Linked DNA regions of Homo sapiens: all the other regions are linked to region 3. Evidence: chromatin contacts called from ENCODE Hi-C or POLR2A ChIA-PET data. All regions are on one chromosome and are shown on one strand. The core of a region is the stretch at or near the end of the contact, and the rest is flanking DNA. Distances in the headings are between cores, read along the strand shown. Region 1 overlaps PELI2 (pellino E3 ubiquitin protein ligase family member 2). Region 2 has its middle 210 kb from the start of EXOC5. Region 3 holds the start of TMEM260 (transmembrane protein 260).

Region 1 (4,212 bases), core at 201-2,700, 380 kb before region 3:
CTGCAGTCTTGGTTCTTTCTGGGGTCTCCGGCCTGCCTGTGCACACACACACACATGCAGACACACACACCAGGAATGGTGACTGGTGAAGACACACACACACACACACACACACACACACACCAGGGATCATGACTGGTGAAGACACACACACACACACACACACACACACACACACACACACACACCCACCTCTTTGGTCCACTTCTCTAGAGAACCCTGACTAATACAACTAGGATGGTGGGAGTAGAAGTACAGAGAAGCGAATATATCTTTGAGGAAGAAGCAACGGGACTCTCTCAGAGGAATAATTAATTGATTGTAATGTATGGATGATGATGCCATTCAAGGCAAAAAAGAGGAGCCGGTTTAAGGAGAAACTCAAAGAGTTTGGTTTGGGTCTTGTGTAGTCTGAGATGCCAGTGAGATATGAGGGGAAGAGTTGAGGGCACAAATTGGATACATGAATCTGGAATTCAACCATGTAGAGAGGGGCAGAAGATTTAGGACTGAGCATTGGTGAATTCATCCTTTAGACAAAGGCTGAAAAGGAGTGACCAGGAAATAGGGAGGAGAACCCAGAGAGCGTGGCATCATGGAGCATGAGAGGAGTGTGCCTAAGGCAGACTGGAGTAGCTGACAACATCACATGCACTGAGTGAGTCCAGTGAGATGCGACTTAAAGGAAGGGACTTAGATTTGACCACTTGCAGGTTGGTGGCTATGGTGGCTAAGGCAAATCTGATGGAGCAGCGGGGACAGTGTCCAGCATGGAGTGGCTGAGCCATAAGCAGGAGATGAGCAAGTGCAGAGCCCACATGTGACAGCTCTTTGGAACAGATGTGCAGTGATGGGGAGTAGCAAAACTAGGGAGGGCTTGGGGGTCATGACTTTTTAATGATGGATGATAGGAGAGCATGCTTATATGCTGATGGAGATGACCCAGTATGGTGGGATATTGATGACAAGTAGAGAGAGGGTATAAATGGTTCTTGTTTTCTATCTATTCATTGGTCAATTTTGGTACTTTTATATTTTGTTAGAAAATCTTCCATCTACTCTGGATTTTTGACAAAGTGAATAATGTTCACTTTATTTTAATCATTAGTGTCTGTAATTATATCACCTTGTCTGTTCCTAATTTTGTATATTTTTTGTTCTTCTTTTCTTGCTTAAATAGCTTTTGTTTTACTCATATTTTCAAAGAGCCAGCTTATGACTTCACTTACTTTTTCTACTGTTATTTTCTTAAGTTTTATTAATTTTACCTTGTATCTTTCCCCCTTCCTCCTACAAGAATTCTGTAAACAAAAACAATTTTATTACTATCATGTGTGAGCCAAAAGTTTCTCTCTTGCTGCCCAAGGTCTTCCCCCATGAGAGTCATCATGTGATGCTTCTGGGTTGTCCTTAGTGATTGTCCTGAGTGTCTCCACATGCCCATATTTGGAAACTGAATGTAGCGGTTCTGCCTGGGCTCTAATCTCCATTTACTTCTGTTCTGTTTTTGTTTATACAAGAGACGGTCTGGCCTGGTCATTTCTCGTCTTGGTATGTTACTGCTGAGTCACAGTTCAGTTAACCAAGAACCATGAGAATGAAAGTTCTCAACTAATCACAGACGGTAGATTCCCCAATGCAATGAAAAACTCTTCTTTATATCAGGAATATTAAAATGGAAGATTACATTTAAAATAATAATTAAATCTACCCAGTGCTTCATGGTTCTTCTTGTTGATTTCTCAGGGTGTGGTTAGCAATGAACTGAGGTTTATAACTAGCAAGTATTAGTGAAAACCCCCTGATAATTCAGTTTAATGGCTACTTTGACACATTCATCCTGATTTAAACACAGACCCTACAGGTTATATAAACGGATAAGATACAAGTTGTTTTGGTAAATTAAAATCTGTAAATATGTATGATAAACCAGCCAGCTATTTCTTAAGTATTTACATGTAGTTTTCACTCAGCTTACCAGGGCCCAGGGATTTAATTAAGCTGTACTGCAAGTTCTGTTTATGGTTGTGCCATATACACAGGTGGTGCTCAATAAATCTTTGTTGACTTGATGTTGATTGAGTGTATCTGGGGTTTACCTTCACTGTAGAAATTACCTTACATGGATGGCAACGCTAGGTGTATTCACCTGGTAGACAGTGGGTCTGTATGAAGCTTAGGTTTTGCTGGCAGTCAGCAGTTTAAGTGATTAACGAAGAGTTCTTACAATACAGGGAGCAACGATTTAAAGACAGAATTCAAGGCCTCAATATAACTGTTTACATTCTTTTTAATCTGTGTCATAATTCATTTTCAAATATTTGTAGTTGTTATTGTAACAGAAGGTATTTCTTCTTTCTTTTACTGCTACTACACCACCTTGCCCTAACAATAATGAGAGTTCAAATACAGAGTGCTTATTCTGTGTCATACAGGTAATATCTATGGCCACCAGATTCTGTGCTAATAAGCACTTTGCATATTTTTTTTTACTTTCCCTCACAACAGTTTCACAAGGTAGGGCTTTTATCATTTCCATTTTCAGATGAGGCATGTGAGGCACAGAGTGTTAAGTAACCTCCCCAGGGTCACACAGCCGGTGAGAAGTGGAGTGAAGACACGCCTGGGTCTGTCTAATGCCGGAGCTTCCTTTCATAACTACCACACTCTACTGCCTTCGTTACCCTATAGGGTACCATCTAGAACTGGAAATGACGACCAAGAAGGAAGGAAATCTCACTAAAGGGCTGGTAAAATAATCAATATAACCACCATTCAGCCAAAAATACACACGCAGTTGTTGAAATATTGGCTTTTTGATTTCTGAAATGCTGATGACTGTAAGTGAACAGCCTGTACTTCAGGCAAAGGTGATTCTTTTTTAAGTAACTGAATTCCTGAATCAGGTCTCTCCTTCTTAAAGTTCCTGTTAGACTGTTTTTAATATCACAGCAGGCCTTAGCAGAAGAACTGTTGGCATTTTCATTAGTTGTCTTACATTTGCATTTCAAACAAACATTCTGATTGTTTGCCTCATAGATTTTGCCTGGTCTAATGGCCATTAGTGATCATTATTAAATGGAACTGTCTAAAGATTTCACAAGTTTGTTTGGATTTCATAGGCCTTCTTTTTAAATAAGAAAGTCACACAGTCATCTCTAATATTAAAATACATTTAATCTAGGTATAAAACACCAATTAAAAAAACATTAAACTTGGTCTTTAAATGTGAACCCAAGGAAGAGCACTGGCCTGTGCATTTGGAGGCCTGGAACATGCGCCCTGCAATGTGGCTCCAGATAAATGTTCACTGTCTCTGAGCTTTAGGGAGAAACCTGTAAAATGGAACTGTAGATAAGTACCGTTTCCATGCAGTTCTTCAAATTCAGTATTCTGTCGAAAGGATGATCCTGGATTTGCTGGTGGTTTTTCCATGAGAGTGTTACTTAGGAGAAATGCAAAAGATATAGATAAAGATAAGCTAGAACCAGTGACAGATTTTTTCACTTAAGTAGGCCTGCAAGCCTCCTTCCACATGATGTGAAATACTCACTCATCCTGGAGACTTGGACAGTAATATACCCAGTAGTGACAATTATCCAGGAAGGAGCTGGGGATTTAAACAACTGTAGTAGTGGTACTCTATTTTTAAGTTCATGTGTCTGTGTACAGAGAATTTTGCATGCATTCATCCATCGTTTTTAAGGGCCTACCACATAGATGTTATTTTTGAGGAAATATTTTTCCCTATATATTATGGATGAATTGTATTGTCAAACTCCACCTGAAACCATTTCATTCTCATAGGCTCTCATTTGGTTAATTGCAAAATATGGTGAACTGCTAAATGTCTTTTGCTTTTAGGGGGTGGCTCAGTTGCACCATAGTTTACCAAGATATAGTTAGTAGTGCTTAACCAATAATTCAGCAAGCTAACTATGTACAATAATTCCATCCATAGTCAATTAGTTCATATTCTTTATCTACAAAAGCTGAATTCTGATGGCTCAAATCATTTTAAAGTTAAAATAGGCTTCTTAACCACAGACTTACAATAATATTAATAATAACTCACTGTGATTACAAAAATCTACTGAATGTTAACTATGTGTTAGATACTATTCTAGCACTTAACATGTGTTTAACTTATCTATTCTCACAACCCGATGAGGTAAATTCTATTGCCCTGTTTGACAGATGTAGAAACTGAGG
Region 2 (4,577 bases), core at 970-3,469, 480 kb after region 3:
GTGGGGTCATAAGACTGGTTCTGGCCAATGAAGTTTGATGATAGGTGATATGTGTCACTTGTAGGCTGAGCTTTTCATAATTGCTGGAAGAAAAACTGCAGACTGCACTTCTCCTCTGCATGTAAACAACAAAATCTGAGGGGTGGCTGCTCCATCGCCTGGATCCCGGAATGACTTCGATGGGCAGACAACCACTGGCACCCCACAAATCTGCAGTGGACATCAGCATCAACAAGAGCTTCTCAGTTGTTTTAAGCCCTTGAGAATGTGGGGCTGTGTGTCAATGCTGTATAAGCAGCCTTGCCTGGCAGATACACATTTACAGACCCAAACGCTTTTTGTGCAAATCCCATTTCTTTCTCCAAATAAACCTAGGAGGTAGGTACTATTGCCATGCCCATTTTACAGATGAAAAAGCCCCAGCTGAGAGAAGTTAATTAAGTTGTCTAGGATCACTGCAGATGGCTGAGACAGTTTTCCATTCCATATCTCTGTAGCTCCAACTCCTGCTCTTAATCAACACACTCCCTCTGTTCTCTCTGCCTAGGTGCTTTCTAAGCCAGGAAGCAAATAACATTTGTTACACATTTTCCCAAAACATGTTTTTGCTTCATCATGTCACTTACCCTCACTCAACTTTCTTACTGTATTCAAAAGCCACATTAAAGAAAGAAAATTTGGTTTTTAACAAACTATTATAGCATCAAAAATTATAGTTCGATGGTTGACATTCTATCACTTTCTAGAAAATGTGATTTGGCAAATATAAATCCTCCTCACAGCAAGTAGCCCTCAGCTAAGAAAATTACTTTTATTAACCAAAAAATTATTCTTAGAATTGATGGCTGTGTAGATGACCTTTGGCTTACTGTAATATAGCAATGTGTCTACCACAGTAAAAATGCCAGAGCAAGACAGGTCCCACAAAAGGCAATAAAGGAACAACATTCCAAAGACAAATACACTTGAGACACATATGACAGCCATGGGAAGGGGAGAGTAATCAGTTATAAGAAATGACAGTGTTTTGGCAGCCTCAGTTACTTTAATTGACAGGACAAATAAAATTAATGTAAAAATTTTTTTTTATAAAAGAGCAAGTCATAAGAGTTACAGATATAAATCAAAGTAAGTTTTGGCCTTTGATTTAAATCTGTTGGGCATCCCTCTTTTTTCAGGGCACTGAGGGTGGTGTTTCCCTGTTACAGACATTAAAATGTTTCTAGTTCTTCTACTAATTTTTCCTTGGTTATCTGATTTAATCTGGATTTTATTCTGCTGTTAATCCTCTCAGACTTACTTTGCCCTTCAGATACTCTCTTTAAGGCATGTCCTCATCTGAGCATGTTTATGGCTAAATGCAAATCCTCTGTGAATTTAGGCGAGAATATAAAGGACGATCCATTAAAATAGTCATTGTTTTTTCAAATGCAACTGGCTCTAAAGAGATTGTGAGATATTGTATTGTGACTTTTGGACTTTCTCAATTTGGACCCCAAAATATTAACATGACTTACTTTAAAATTCCTTAGATACTCTCAGAGAGGCAGAAATGAAAGTCTTTCTTAAGTAATGTTCACATTTATTCTGTGAATAAAAATAAGAACTCCAAATAAAAAGTCTTGAAAACTGTAGGGAAATATTTCCTTTGATTTGTTTCTTGGGAAGCTTATCTATTAAAATGCATCAAGCGCTATAAATACCCTCCTCTTGATTATTATTCTTCACCTAGCATATCACTACTAGAATTGGGACAAACAAGCCCCACTTTATTTGTTGGTCAAAGACAAGGGTATTGGGATTCTTGCTAAAGAACAGGACATAAATCCAGGGCTTTTGAAGTCTTTAGTGGCTTAATGTTAAAACTTTGCTTCCTCAAGATGAAAGTTCAAACACAATTTAGGTCAAAGGTTAAAGAAGTCTGCCACTTCAGTGGGCAGATAAGGGTTTTGAAGGTTTCAGCTGAGGCCTAGTGACTGGGCCAGGCAGGGAAGAGGGAGGATAAAGGAGACCCGGCTCCACCCTCAGTTATCTGCCTCCTGTTTCCTTAAGAACTAATGTTCATTAAACTCCTCTGTTTTGATAAAGAAACAAAAATTCACAACCAAAAAAGTAAATCCTACCTTTGTTCTGGCAAACTAGGTCAGCATTCTCTGTTCCTGCTGTCAGTTTTCTGCAGCTTGGGTTTCACAATGAGTCACAGGTATGTATGAAACTGCTTGATTTAACTTTTCGTTTTTCCCTATCTGAGGACTCCAGGTTCTCTTAGTCAGACAATGATTGAGTTGGCGGGTGTTTCTCTTGGAAGACGCCTAAGTGCAGACAGCAGATCTGAGGTCTACCTTTGCACAAGCTTGACTTGGAACTGAAGCATCCCACACATACAAGCTGCGTGCAGAGATGCCACGGCCACATAAAAGCAGCTTAGCAGCATGGAAACTTTATTTTTTTACAACCCGTTTCAATGGGATTGGATCCAGTGGTACAAATTTCACTAAGCCTGCCTTTTAAAAAAAGAGATTCATTCACATTTTCCCTAGATTTCTGGTTCTTTTCTCAAACTCATCAATATTGCCATTTAGCACTTCTGTGTTAATTGTAAAGCCAAGATAAGGATTTTCTTACATAAGCTGTAAGACAATGGCAGCCTTTGGATATAGTTCTGAGGCATCAAAGACTATAGACACAGACTGTAGATGTCAGTGCAAATACAGAAAGTAAATCTTTCCCCTACACAGCAGATGAGGTGGCATTCATGATTTCCTCCATGTGCATAGCCTCAGGGATGGAGACAAGGGGTCCCAGGGCAAGATTTTTGTAAGGGGGGACTCAATAATCTGTAAAAAAGATGATTTCACGTGTGTGGTCCCATAGCTAGAGCCAGGGAATAAGAGCTAGGAATTCTTGGGTCTTATGATTACATCTATTGCCAACTCACTGTGCACTCGAGTCTTGGTTATTCTCCTCTGTTTCATGACTATAAATGAGTATGACTCAGTCATCAGGCCAGTGTAAGAAATCTATGGGTGGCGCTATATTTCCCCTCCATATTAGCCACCCTCTTAGAAATGCCTTTATGTACTCCTTCCCCTGTTAGCACTGGTAGAAAACAGTGCAGGGTATGGCGGGACCTGGAGCTGGCATCCCGGAGTGAGCAAATATACTTCAGGTCACACAGCTGTGACCCCAGTTCCCCACTTCTCTTCTTATGTGTCCCCAAAGCTTTCTTTAAGCTGTGTTAGAAAGATGCATTGCCATTGGTTAGAAGTGCTTCTGTCTTAAAACAAAAATTTTTACCTCAAACCACAGATAAGTCTATTTGAGAGGAAATTTAAGAATGGGGGCCTGAAGGCTAGTGTTGGGTTTAATTACATGCACTTACACAGTACTCTTCACACCTGCACTAGAGCAGCGCTTCACAAGCACATGAAACACCTGGACATGTTGGTAAATGCAGATTCTGATTCAGGAGGCCTAGGCGGCTCTGAGATTCAGCATTTTTAGCAAAGTCCCTGATAATGTGATGTTGCAGGTCTCTGGCCCACACTTGAGTAGCAAAGAAATAGAATATACCATCTAATTGCCCCCTTCCTTTTCCCAAAACAGAGACGTGGTATAATTTGTGCTTAAGAGTGAGGATCCTAGAGCTGGACTTCCTATGTTCAAATCTTGGTACCAGCAAGTGTCATCATAAGCAATAATTACTTAATGTCATTAAGCTTCAGTTTTTTTCTTCTGGAAAATGGGCTGATACAAGTATTAACCAAGATGATACCTTGGAAATCCAGATGAAAATTGATGAGGGCCTAAAATAAGGCTCTGGTAACAGGGGTTGAGAGAAGAGTATATGCTCCAGAGACACAAAGGAGTTCTGATTGACAGGACTGACCGAGTGTGGGAAGCGAGTACGGGAAGGAGTCAAGGGTGATTCCCAGATTTCTGGAGTGGATGCCTAGGCATTCATTCTAGCCACTGAATACACAAAAAGGTGCATGTGGTGAGTGGGGAGAGGGTGGCATTGGGGAGAAATGATGAATACAGTGTTGGACACAGTGATTTCGGGATCTGGGCTGGAGACACAGGTTTGAGAGAGCTCACCATGGAAAACCAAATGGGATGACAAGAAAGAAGAAGCTGGGACAGAACTCCAGCTAACACTGATGTTCAGGGAGTGAGCTGCAGAAGAAGATTGACAAAAGAGACTGAGAAAGAAGTATTGGAAAAGTAGGCAGAAAACCTGGAAAATGTGGTACCATTTCAGCGGGGAGGTTGGAAAATGGTAACACTGGCAGAGAAAGGGTGAGCAGAAAAGGAAGCACGTTTAGAAGAGAGCAAATTCCATATTTGATACAGCTTTTTTGTTGCTGTTTTTGGGGGGGGGTTTTTTGAGACAGGGTCTCGCTCTGTCACCCAGGCTGGAGTGCAGTGGCATGATCTCAGCTCACAGCAACCTCTGCCTCCTGGGTTCAAGCGATTCTTGTGCCTCAGCCTCCAGAGTAGCTGGGACTACAGACGTGCACCACGATGCCCGGCTAATTTCGGATACACTAGTTTTGAGATGTGAGAAAACTAAATCA
Region 3 (4,309 bases), core at 1,189-3,688:
CAGCATTTGGGGGACCGACAGAAGCAGAGCCAGGGCAGGGAGGCCATTGATAAAAGGAAAACCAAAGAGTGTGCTATCAATGAAGGCCAGAAAAGAAAATACTTCCGGGGAGGAAGGAATAGTCAGATGCTTACTGAGAGGTAGAGTCAGACATAAACAGAGAACTGGAAGTTCTTAATCTTCAAAGGAAAACAACCATGAAGCTAATGAAGCTTAGGCCTCACAGTTCCTCTCTAGCCCAGGTGTCTTCCAATATCTTGTGCCTAATTCTGTATCTGCAGTTTTATATCAGTTTACTTACATATAATTCTCCAAGTTTTATACACTTGAGCTTCACAAAATCTAGACGTGCCTCTCTTCATTGTCCTTTACCTCTCTGTAACATCCTGACCACATGTACTTCATCGACTTTTCTTCTTTAGCTTCTGGTGATGCCTCATTCTCTTACACTGTTCTCTCCCCTTCTCCAGCCATTCCCTAAATGAGAATATGGGCTGACATTAGACCTCAACCTTGTTCTCTCTACACTATCCCCTTATCAAGTTAGTCATTTATATCATCCTTACACGAGCAACTCCTAAATTTGTACTTCCAGCACTGATCTCTACCTCCCAAACATGGACAAAGAATTATTCCCCTCCAAAATAAAAAAATTTTAAATAAAACTCATGAGCAAAAGTGAAATGCATAAAAAGGGAAAGAAGTATATGCTTGACCCAGTCAAGGTTACTCATTGGCATGTTCTTTCAGCAAAGAAATAGAAGACAGCCTATCTTAACTATCTATTGCTGATAACTAACAAATTAGCCTGCATTTATCAACTTAAAACAACATTTATTATCTCGCGGTTTCTATAGGACAGCAGTCTGGATGAGGCTTAGTTAGGTCCTCTGCTTCAGGGTCATCCACAGGCTGCAATCCAAGTCTTGACAGGAGTTATAGTTATCTCAAGGCTTATGTGGGGGAAGGATCCACTTCCTAGCTCCCTCACATGGTGTTGCCTAGATTCAGTTCCTCTAAGGTTGTTGGACTGAAGGTCTCAGTTTCTTGCCAGCTGTTGGCTAGAGGCGGCTCTCAGTTTCTTCCCATGTGGACCTTTCCACAGGGCAGCCTACACCATGGTAGGTGGCTTCATCAGAGAGAACAAGTGAGAGGACAAGAGGGAGTGCCAGCAAGATGAAAGTTAGTCTTTCATAACCTAATCTTGAAAGTGACATCCATCACTTTTGCCTTATTGTATTGATAGAAGCCAATCCTTAGGTTAAGCTCACACATAAGGCGAGCAGCTTATACAGGAAGTGAGTGAGGAGGCAGGGTTATCTGGGAATCCATTTTAGAAGCACTCTACCACACAGCCCCTCTCCTCCAGGAACTCACAGTACAGCTGAGAAATTACCTGGAAAAGGCTGGAAATTGTATAAGTACCTGGAAAAGACTAAGGTGTGCTGGCCCCATGACCGTCAAGGTAGGTATATGTTACTCTATAGTTTAGTCACTGTGTCTCTATCAAATTGCGCGTAACACGTTTGAGATTGTCACTGGTTTTCAGTGTGTCTTTGAGATACATTTTATGCGGGTTGCTCTCCTCCCCGCCCACTCCAGGATAATTGCTTTAATAATAAAACATAAGCTTAAAAAGCTTAACTGCGCTGTTATGTAGTTGTCCTTATTAACGGCTCCGATTCTTTTTTTTTGCGTTACAGCTCATTGTAAAATATGGTGATTCAATTTCATTTTCCACTTTGCTGTGTTGAAAGCTCCAGCAAAACACTCCTCTTCATTAAACTAGGAGACACCTTTATCATGGTTTGAGTTATCTGCATGAATACAGGAACTCAAATTTCCCGACTCATCTACAGAGTTTTCATTATGCTATGGAATGAAAAAAAAAAAAAAAGACGCACTAGCATATTCTAATCTCTCTAAAAATTACTCAGTGATTTAATAAGTAGCACACAGACTTATTGTAATTAGTCATAGTAACGTAGTAAATCGTAATAAATACATAATTGTGATTAATGTATTTATTGGCTTACTTTGCACATACGGTAAATACACCACCCTTTTTTTTTTTTTAGCACAGGTAGGGGCTCCTGGCTGATCGTGGCCCTTTTGTGCAGTTCCACCCCGCACCGTAGGGGGCAGGAGCAGCCCTTCCTCGCTCGCGGTTTTCGACGCTGCTTTGGTCTCTGTCAGACCCAACCAAGTCAGTATAAAAGGGGGGAATAGCCATGGAGAAGGTAGGCCTGTGGCCGGGCTTGCTTTTTAAAGGGAATGCTCTCCTGGTGATTAGGAACCTTAAATCACATTATAAGTAGGTGAACGCCAATGCGTGGTGCACTGCGGGAAAACTCGCAGGGCCTGGCTCAAGGGAGGCCTGGCATTTTCTCCTCCCCGCGCTCAGGCGGAGAAAGGTGCGGTCCAACCCGCGGAGGCTCGACCCGGAAGCCGCCGTGGCCGCCGCACAAGCTGCGCTCGTCTCTCGGCTGGGGAGCTCCGTGTCGCACCGGGTTCTTGGGCTGGCCGTGTCCTTCTCCCTCGGTCGCCACTGGCCCATGAGTCCCCATGGCGACGGCAGGGGCCAGGCCCAGGGGCGGGCAGTCCGAGTGGGGCTGCGGCGCTCCGGGGGCATCCGCGGCGGCGTGGCGGTGTTCGCCGCCGTGGCCGCAGTGTTCACCTTCACCCTGCCCCCTTCGGTACCGGGGGGAGACTCCGGTAAAGTACTCGCAGGGTTGCCCCTTCTGTCCCTCTCCCCTGGTCCCAGAACGGGCAGGGTCTGCGTCTGGCCCCTGCTCTTGGCATTCGGTCTGGTCAGCTCTGGGCCTCCATCCACCCCCCTGTGCACAGCGCACTATTGTGTGTTCCAGAGCCCACTTCTGTTTCCATTCCTGTCGTTGTGGTTTCTTTAGTTCTCAGGTTTTCGAGATGGGGCGTATTGTTGGTTTCGCCTGGTGGGGCTTATCGACCTCTCCACTTCCCCAGATCTTTTATCCTGGTCCTGAGTATTTACTTTCAGTCTTTTTTAGTCCACAGATATTATTCACGGTGTCCTTATTATGTTTCAAACAAAAGAACAGTAGTGGCGAACAGATAATTGCTAGTGTTCCAGTGCGGTTAGACAATACACAAGTTAATGAATAAACAGCATATTCACTGGTGATAAGTTATGGAGACAGTAGGAGGGAAATATGATTGAGAGTGGGGGTAAGTAGTGGGTCCTTCCGAATGACTATTCAGGAAAGACCTCTGAAGAGGTGGTGTTTTAGTTGAAACCTGAATATTGAGAAGGAACTAGCCATGCAGAATATTTGCAGGAGAACTCTTAAAAAGGTGGAAGCCAGGTGCGGCTGTTTCTATGAAAAAGAAAAGCATGACTCATTGGCCCTTAAATCACACTAATTGTTTTGTATTTGATGCAAGAAACAAGATCCATGTTTTGTTTTTGGATTCAATAATGCCATATCATGGCCAGTAATTTTGTCAGAATAGTGCTGTAATTTCAGGTGGTGAACCTATGGACTGAAGAAGCAGTTTTTGCTGCATGACTAGTGATCCCCAAATTGAGCAGCTTAAACAGCAAACGTTTATCGTCTCCCGTTTTTGTAAATCAGGAGTCTGGGTGCCGTTTAAGCTAGATGCTCGTACTCAGAAAAAGGTTGCTGTCATGGTGTGCGATGGGGCTGCGGTCTTCTCAAGGCTCAATTTGGGGAGAAACGCAATCTAGTTCTTTGCTATGTGGGTCTCCATAAGTTAACTGACTTCTGTCAAGAAAAAGATGAAGGACACCTCTCTGTCTGACAGCTCTGTCATTTTGTAACCTAATACTGTAAGTGATATACCACTTCTGCATTTTATTCCTGGAACTTCGTCAGTAAACCCAACCCATATTCAAGGGGGAAGGATTACACAGGTGAGAATATCAGGACTTGGGGATTAGTGGGGATCATATTTAGGGCTGCCTACCACGTTGAAGATCTTTGATGTTACATCTTCAAATTGTTACCTTTCTTCTTTCAGGTCCTGTTGCACAAGTAGGGATAGTGTTTCATTCGTGTAGTAGGGAGTTTCTGTACAGTGTTACCAAGATTGGTATTTCATAATGGAAGTAACTTTATAGTTGTGAGTTTTGGTGCTGGAGAGCATTATTCAGAGGTTAGGTAGTTCTGTTACTTGTAAAAAAATAAAAAGATTGACAGCTACTTATGGTTGGTTGAGTGTGAAGGATGGGAGTGAGATTTATAATAACTGACGTTTGTTGGGCACTTACTATGTGCCAGGCACTGTTCCAAGTGCTTTATATGGGTTGTTG

What was found. A loop is a pair of places that touch in the nucleus more often than their neighbours do. ChIA-PET counts read pairs that join two places held with the same protein, here RNA polymerase II (POLR2A). Pooled maps may share reads with other maps.
Region 1: a loop to region 3 is called in a pooled map, with 5 times the contacts of the local background. The contact joins the enhancer-like site here to the promoter of TMEM260 in region 3. A Hi-C loop is called at or near these places in 1 of 37 single-sample maps with no recorded cell type and 3 of 50 pooled maps. POLR2A ChIA-PET finds 5 or more read pairs at or near these places in 1 of 52 experiments (activated CD4-positive, alpha-beta T cell).
Region 2: a map with no recorded cell type shows a loop between it and region 3 (19-fold over the local background). The contact joins the enhancer-like site here to the promoter of TMEM260 in region 3. A Hi-C loop is called at or near these places in 9 of 37 single-sample maps with no recorded cell type and 12 of 50 pooled maps. POLR2A ChIA-PET finds 5 or more read pairs at or near these places in 1 of 52 experiments (H1).

The regions. Positions count from the first base shown.
Region 1 is chr14:56,197,826-56,202,037 of GRCh38, forward strand. The region is part of intron 2 of PELI2 (pellino E3 ubiquitin protein ligase family member 2); the gene reads left to right. Among named protein-coding and RNA genes, the nearest start is that of PELI2, 82 kb to the left of the region's middle. RefSeq lists an enhancer at 1,367-1,556. Within about 2 kb of position 1,451, at least 10 of the 41 ENCODE cell types and tissues checked have a DNase peak (open chromatin) inside an H3K27ac peak, as active enhancers do.
Region 2 is chr14:57,058,517-57,063,093 of GRCh38, forward strand. No RefSeq gene overlaps it. Among named protein-coding and RNA genes, the nearest start is that of EXOC5, 210 kb to the right of the region's middle. RefSeq lists an enhancer at 1,482-2,681. Within about 2 kb of position 2,220, at least 2 of the 41 ENCODE cell types and tissues checked have a DNase peak (open chromatin) inside an H3K27ac peak, as active enhancers do.
Region 3 is chr14:56,577,360-56,581,668 of GRCh38, forward strand. It overlaps TMEM260 (transmembrane protein 260), which reads left to right and starts at 2,439. Exons shown (of 16, transcript NM_017799.4): 1 at 2,439-2,715. The coding sequence starts at 2,556. RefSeq lists a silencer at 2,507-2,726.